2 separate regions of the Homo sapiens genome follow, and region 2 is linked to region 1. Evidence: chromatin contacts called from ENCODE Hi-C or POLR2A ChIA-PET data. All regions are on one chromosome and are shown on one strand. The core of a region is the stretch at or near the end of the contact, and the rest is flanking DNA. Distances in the headings are between cores, read along the strand shown. Region 1 holds the start of MTHFD2L (methylenetetrahydrofolate dehydrogenase (NADP+ dependent) 2 like). Region 2 has its middle 33 kb from the start of EREG.

What was found. A loop is a pair of places that touch in the nucleus more often than their neighbours do. ChIA-PET counts read pairs that join two places held with the same protein, here RNA polymerase II (POLR2A). Pooled maps may share reads with other maps.
Region 2: a map of naive thymus-derived CD4-positive, alpha-beta T cell shows a loop between it and region 1 (12-fold over the local background). The contact joins the enhancer-like site here to the promoter of MTHFD2L in region 1. A Hi-C loop is called at or near these places in 1 of 168 maps with a recorded cell type or tissue (naive thymus-derived CD4-positive, alpha-beta T cell) and 7 of 50 pooled maps. POLR2A ChIA-PET finds 5 or more read pairs at or near these places in 1 of 52 experiments (naive thymus-derived CD4-positive, alpha-beta T cell).

The regions. Positions count from the first base shown.
Region 1 is chr4:74,156,762-74,159,924 of GRCh38, reverse strand. It overlaps MTHFD2L (methylenetetrahydrofolate dehydrogenase (NADP+ dependent) 2 like), which reads right to left and starts at 1,807. Exons shown (of 8, transcript NM_001144978.3): 1 at 1,644-1,807. The coding sequence starts at 1,786. RefSeq lists enhancers at 1,153-1,909, 1,910-2,668.
Region 2 is chr4:74,396,717-74,400,263 of GRCh38, reverse strand. No RefSeq gene overlaps it. Among named protein-coding and RNA genes, the nearest start is that of EREG, 33 kb to the right of the region's middle. Within about 2 kb of position 2,048, at least 7 of the 41 ENCODE cell types and tissues checked have a DNase peak (open chromatin) inside an H3K27ac peak, as active enhancers do.

The DNA of each region.
Region 1 (3,163 bases), core at 558-3,057:
AAGAGGGCGTCAAAACCCCCGCCTTATCTTAACTTGCCTAGTGCCCTCTTTAAAAAATAAAAACTATCAAAATATATTACTTTTTTTATAACTATAATCTGCATCAAGTGGAACTGAAAGCAGCCGGGCTGAAATTAGTAACTCTTACAGTGCATAGGGATAATAGCTTTCCAAAACCTTTGCACTCAACTATTTTAAATTATAAAGAGGTCATTATGTGTAACTTAAAAGTTTTGAATTCTACATGAGTTGGTGTGTGTGTACAAAGCAAGGGGCTACAACCAAATTTTGGGGTTGTAACTGTTGTTTGTAATGACTTCCATTCAATGTATGCAGGTCATGGAGAAGATGGGGAGATGGAGTTGTTTACAGCAAGCTGACAGGGAAATTAATCAAGTTGTACTATTTGAAACAAGTTATCCTCACCCTGAAAAGCACCCCTAAAACAACTGAAATTCAAAAAATAATGATACAAACAAGTAATTTAGAGTGACGGCAAATAATTTCCTCAATTCTTTAAAACAAATAGAATTCTACAGAATCTGCTTTTCCTAGGTAGTAGATCTAGCTGGTAGTTCCAAACTAAGTGGAACATTCTTACCCAACCTACTACAGCTTACACAACTCTGATTCACTGTTATTTTCTCACATATCCTTGTGGAAGACCTAGTCACAAGAAATTATGTCCAAAGCAAATCCTATAGGAAGTAATTTTTAAATTCAGACACTCGAGACTAAGATCTAAATGTACACAATAGGGAGTTAACTGATTTAAATTAAATAAACAGTATCTAAGTTTCCACGTTACCAGTCATTGCTTTTCTAGGGATTGTGCTGGGCACTGGCGGATACAAAAACTCGAGTGAGACACAATTTTGGACGTAAAATGGCAATGAAAGCGCATTTCTGGAAGCCCTGAAAGTCTGAAAACAGAGGCTCTTCTGGACTCACAAGCTCTGGGTCAAGAAGATATATTTTCATCTTGTTAAGACGGATTTTGCAACTAAGACTGGTAAAGCATAAGATAGAAGAGTGCGTACCCTGTTGTATTTGCATGGTTCTTGCCAGCAACCAAGACATGTAATGAATCTAAGTCTCATCACCTGACAGAGGTTTAGGGAGGGAGAGCCATACATGAAAAGACTGAGAAATCTGGATTGATATTTGGTTTTGTGAAACCATAAATAATTTTAGAGTTGGAAAAGACTTAGACAACACTATTAACAAAGGAATTCAGAAACGCAAACATTAGTAAGTCATCTGCACAACGCCTACTCCTTTATTTACGAAACACTAAAATAACCAAAGTAAAAACAAATGTTTGACCAAGCCGACCACGTGTTTTTATACTACCTTTTCTTAGTGCCTCAAATGTCTTCCTAAATCAAGTGCACCTGCTGCAAAGATGGAACATTCTGGTGCGAGAGCCCAGAGCAGAGCACGTTTTCGTTCCCCAAGCTGAGGCAACTGCGACTCGCCCGCGCGACCGGCAAGGCCACCTCACAGACAAGGCTGTCCTCGACCCAGCCCGCCGCCGCGCGGCCGCCCACGAGCCTTGGGCCCCACGCGCGCGAGCGCCGCCCGCGCCCCCGCCGACCTCCCACCGCCAGCGGCTCCGCACCCGGCGCCCGCAGCCCTCGTACCTCACACCGCTGCTCCGAAAGCCCCGGAACGCACTCCCGGGCTCTCCCGGTGCCCTTACGGAGGGTGCTGTGCTTCTGCCCAACGCCGGCGCTCGGCCAAGGCGGCCGCGGAGCAGCGAGAAGCCGCGGACCGGCACCGTCATGGCCGCGGATCCCCGGCTTCCGGACTGGGGCTCCACCTCCCGCGACTCCAGTCCTCGCGGCTGGAGGCCTGGCTCCGCCCTCACCCGGGCTGGCAGGGCAGCAAGTAGCGCTTCCCAGCCAGGTTCCGGCAGACACGCAGAGTGGGGTAAAGAGCGGTTCCCAGGACCGGGGACGGAACTGACAGAGTGCCGGGTCCGCAGGGGGCGGGGCCAGGACCCAAGTCCCGGGCCCTCTGAGGATGTGGAAGCGTGCAGTGTGGCCTGGCGACTGGGCCCCGCACCCAGCCAACATATAGCTGGCATTCCCATAGCGACGGCACAGAGAAGGCCTCCAAACTATCACTTTAGGCAGCACGCCCCACTTTCCACCAAGCCAGAGATCCTGCCCAACAGTCTCCGTGACTACGTGGAATTGGATTTAAAGCAGGAAAGAAGTAATAGGTTCATTGTTTCCCACTTCCTTTGTGAGATTCCTTGGAAGTTGGAGAAAAGAACAAAGGTGTGTGGAGAAGGAGCAAAACCTGGCTGAACAAGGAAGGTCTGGACTTTAGGATTTCTATACTTCTACTTTATCATCTCCACTTTTGGAAGGAAATATTGACCAATATCTGTCTTTTCCTGAGTTATGATCAAGTCGATGCAGGCTAAGAACCCTGCATTGTGTGGTGAGCTTGTGTGGTGAGGAAGCAAAATATCTGCTCCCTCTGAAAAAGTAAAACATTAGACTGTCCATTCATTTTGCAAATTAAGACAGACACACAAAAAACAGTCACAGATAAAACCAGCTGGGAAGTTAACAGGAAACAACTTTTCTCCCAAGGTCAGGCTGCTGCTGTTGAGTCAGAACAACGTCTTTCATAGCTGCACTTTTACTGAGAAAACTTGTTTTTTAAAATCATAGACTGTCAGAAAATATGCTCTTTAAAATCATATCAATAAGAATGGGATACCCTACTCTTTCCTGGCTGATCTAAATCCATTTGACACAAATAAGCAGCCTAGAAGAAAATACAGGAAAAAATCTAGGTGACCTTGGGTTTGGCAATGAGACTTTAGATAAAACACTTAAATCACAATTCATAAAAGAAAAAAACAATTTAAACTTCTGCCATGCAAAAGACACTGTTAATAAAGAAACAAATCACATACTGGGAGAAAATATTCGCAAAACATTTTTACAAGACTTACACCCAAAATATACGAAGAACTCTTGAAACTCAACAATTAAAGAAAAAAGAAAAGCAACTCAGTTAAAAGTGAGCAAAAGATCTGAAAACACCCACCAAAAAAGGCATACAGAGGTCAAAAAAAATGGAAAAATATTCAATATCATTTATCATTAAGGAAATACAAATTAAAACAACAGTGAGATACCAC
Region 2 (3,547 bases), core at 799-3,298, 240 kb before region 1:
TTTCCCAATGGTATTAAAATATTTTCATAAACATTATTTTCATTTTATGGATTTGTTTTACAGATGTATGAGATGTTCCCAACTCTTGCCATTACAAATAATATTATGATGGACATATTTGTTCAGATTCTTTACATGAATTTCAGAATATTTTTTTCAGAATGGATTTCTCAAAGTGTAATTACCAGCTTAAGATTCTTGCTACATTTTGAAAAACAGTTTTTTTTAAAAAAGTACCAACTTATGTTCTAACCAGAAATGTATTCCCTACTCACTGACCTTTTATGTGGTGCCTAAGTATTTGCTCTTAAAAATGCCATTTTAATTAATATCTTCATTGGTAAATCTTTGTTCACATCCCTGATTATCAAGTCCCTCCAGCTCTGTGGGATTTCTTCAGACATGCATAAAACACTGTGCTACCTCTTCCCCACTCCTGCACTATAGCCTCTAAAACAGAATCAGCAGCCCCTCAGAGGTGGCTCTGAGTCTTCTTTACGGGCACCTGATGACAGCAAGCTGGAGAAAGACCTGAATATGCTTCCTTGTCTTCCGCAACTATACAGATGCCAAGGAAACCAAATGTCCCACTGAAAGGAAATGCTTCAGCTATAATACCATCTTCTCATGATGCTATTGAGAGGTGACAGGGTGCTGGCAGCCCTCACAGCCCTCGCTCGGTCTCAGCGCCTCCTCTGCCTGGGCTCCCACTTTGGCGGCACTTGACAAGCCCTTCAGCCCACCGCTGCACTGTGGGAGCCCCTTCCTGGGCTGGCCGAGGCCGGAGCTGGCTCCCTCAGTTTGTGGGGAGGTGTGGAGGGAGAGGCCCGGGCGGAACCCGGGCTGCGGGTGGTGCTTGCTGGCCAGCACAAGTTCCGGGTGGGCGTGGGCTTGGCAGCCCCGCACTCAGAGTGGCTGGCCAACCCTGCCTGCCCTGAGCAATAGGGGGCTTAGCACCCGGGCCAGCGGCTGCGGAGGGTGTGCTGGGTCCCTCAGCAGTGCCAGCCCACGGGTGCTGCGCTCGATTTCTCCCCGGGCCTTAGCTGCCTCCCCGCGGGGCAGGGCTCAGGACCTGCAGCCTGCCATGCCTGAGCCTCCCCCACCCTCTGTGGGTTCCCGTGCGGCCGGAGCCTCCCCAAAGAGCGCCGCCCCCTGCTCCATGGCGCCCAGTCCCATGGACCACCCAAGTGCTGAGGAATGCGGGTGCACTGCATGGGACTGGCAGGCAGCTCCACCTGCGGCCCGGTGGGGGATCCACTGGGTGAAGCCAGCTGGACTCCTGACTGGTGGGGACTTGGAGAACCTTTATGTCTAGCTAAGGGATTGTAAATACAGCAATTGGCACTCTGTATCTAGCTCAAGGTTTGTAAACACACCAATCAGCACCCTGTGTCTATCTCACGGTTTGTGAATGCACCAATCAACACTCTGTATCTAGCTACTCTAGTGGGGACGTGGAGAACCTTTGTGTCTAGCTCAGGGATTGTAAACCCACCAGTCAGCACCCTGTCAAAACAGACCACTTGGGTCTCTGTAAAATGGACCAATCAGCAGGATGTGGGTGGGGCCAGATAAGAGAATAAAAGCAGGCTGCTGGAGCCCGCAGTGGCAACCCGCTCAGGTCCCCTCCCACGCTGTGGAAGCATTGTTCTTTCACTGTTTGCAATAAATCTTGCTGCTGCTCGCTCTTTGGGTCCACACTGCCTTTATGAGCTACAACACTTACCGCCAAGGTCTGCAGCTTCACTCCTGAGCCAGCGAGACCACGAACCCACCAGAAGGAAGAAACTCCGAACACATCCAAACATCAGAAGGAACAAACTCCAGACACGCCGCCTTTAAGAACTGTAACACTGCGAGGGTCCGCGGCTTCATTCTTGAAGTCAGTGAGACCAAGAACCCACCAATTCCGGACACACTACCTTCCACCTTCCATGGAAGATGCAGGAAGCTGTGTGTTTCCCTAGTTTCTATTGCCCAGGAATACTTCTGATAAAACATTAAGAATGTGTTCCTGAATTCTTACCAAAAACGAAACCAAAACTGTAAAAGCACAACTGGTGTAATTCTGTAAGGAGAAATACAATCACCCCAGATGTAATTTAGAAATAACTAGAAGTGATTTGAACAAATTATTTAAATTTTTTATTTCTCCCAAGTAACCACCAGTTGTGAGGAACTTCTTTCGAAGTAGTAATAACAGATGGTACTTATTGAACATTCAGTATCTGCCAAATGCTGTTCTTAGCATTTTATATGTATTGATTCAGTGAATTCTTATAGTAGCCCTGTAAGGCAGAGTTGCTATAGAGATGAGGAAATGGTGGCACAGAGAGGTTAGGTAACATGCTCAAGGTGCTTAGTCCCTCTCCTGAACTGGCATGAAAGGTCTCTTCTGTTTAATTTATAAACAATGATAGAACAAATATTGATAGTTCATAGTGATAAAAATAAATAAACCTTTAGGAAAAGCTCTTCCTTACAGTAGAACCCCAAATAACAAATGTAGAAGAAATGATCAAATAGGAAAAACATCAATATGGAAACTAGTGGGTGAAATTTAAATGAGAAACAGTATATTTACATGGTCCAAAAATATCTCCCCACAAATTAGTTATTAATTATAAAGGGCAAAATAGTAAATTTATAGTGGATAAATCTAATAAATGTCATCTTAACAAAATGATCAATCTTAATATCATAAACATTAGGATAAATTGATATCCTGGGGTTCACAATATAAAGTATTCTGAGGGACACACTATTACTTCCAATATGTTCCCTCCAAAGATACATAATCTGATTTTAATTATTAACCAACATCAGAGAAATACAAAATGTGGGACAATTTGGAACAGAGTTGTAATCTTTACAAATATCTAGATCAAGAAGTCCAAAGAAATGCTGAGGAGCTGTTCAATGAAAAAGGAAATTAAAGAGATTGACAACAAAATGCAACCTGTGATCTTGGATTGAATTCTGAATGAAAAAAAAAAAAGAAATAATCATAAAGGACATTATTAGGATAATTTAAATTTGAGTTAATATGGAATCAATGTCAGATAAAAGTATTCAATGTTTAATTTCCTGATTTTGACAACTTGACTATGGTTTTATAAGAGAATATCCTTATTCTTAGGAAATAATCACTGAAGTATTCAGAGGCAGAGCTTTGCAATATCTGTAACTTTTCTCAAATTGTTCAGAGAGGGAGAAGGAATGATGAAGCAAGTAGGGTGAAAAGCTCATAGGATAACTTATGATTGAATCATTTGCCAAGTTATCCTGTAGATATTAATATAGATATATTTTTTATTTTGTTACTTAAACTTAAAAAATAATTGCTGGGAGTTATATCAAACACAAAATTTGCTTATTCTTAGCTTTGGTTTAGTAATTTCACTTTAGGGACTTATTCTAAGGAAATAATATAAAAGAGGCACAATTTTGTTACAAGGGTATTCATCAAAACTTATATGCAACTGCGGAAAACTGAAAACAACTCACACATCCAATAATAGAGTGTTGTTTTAGGATTATGCAGTCA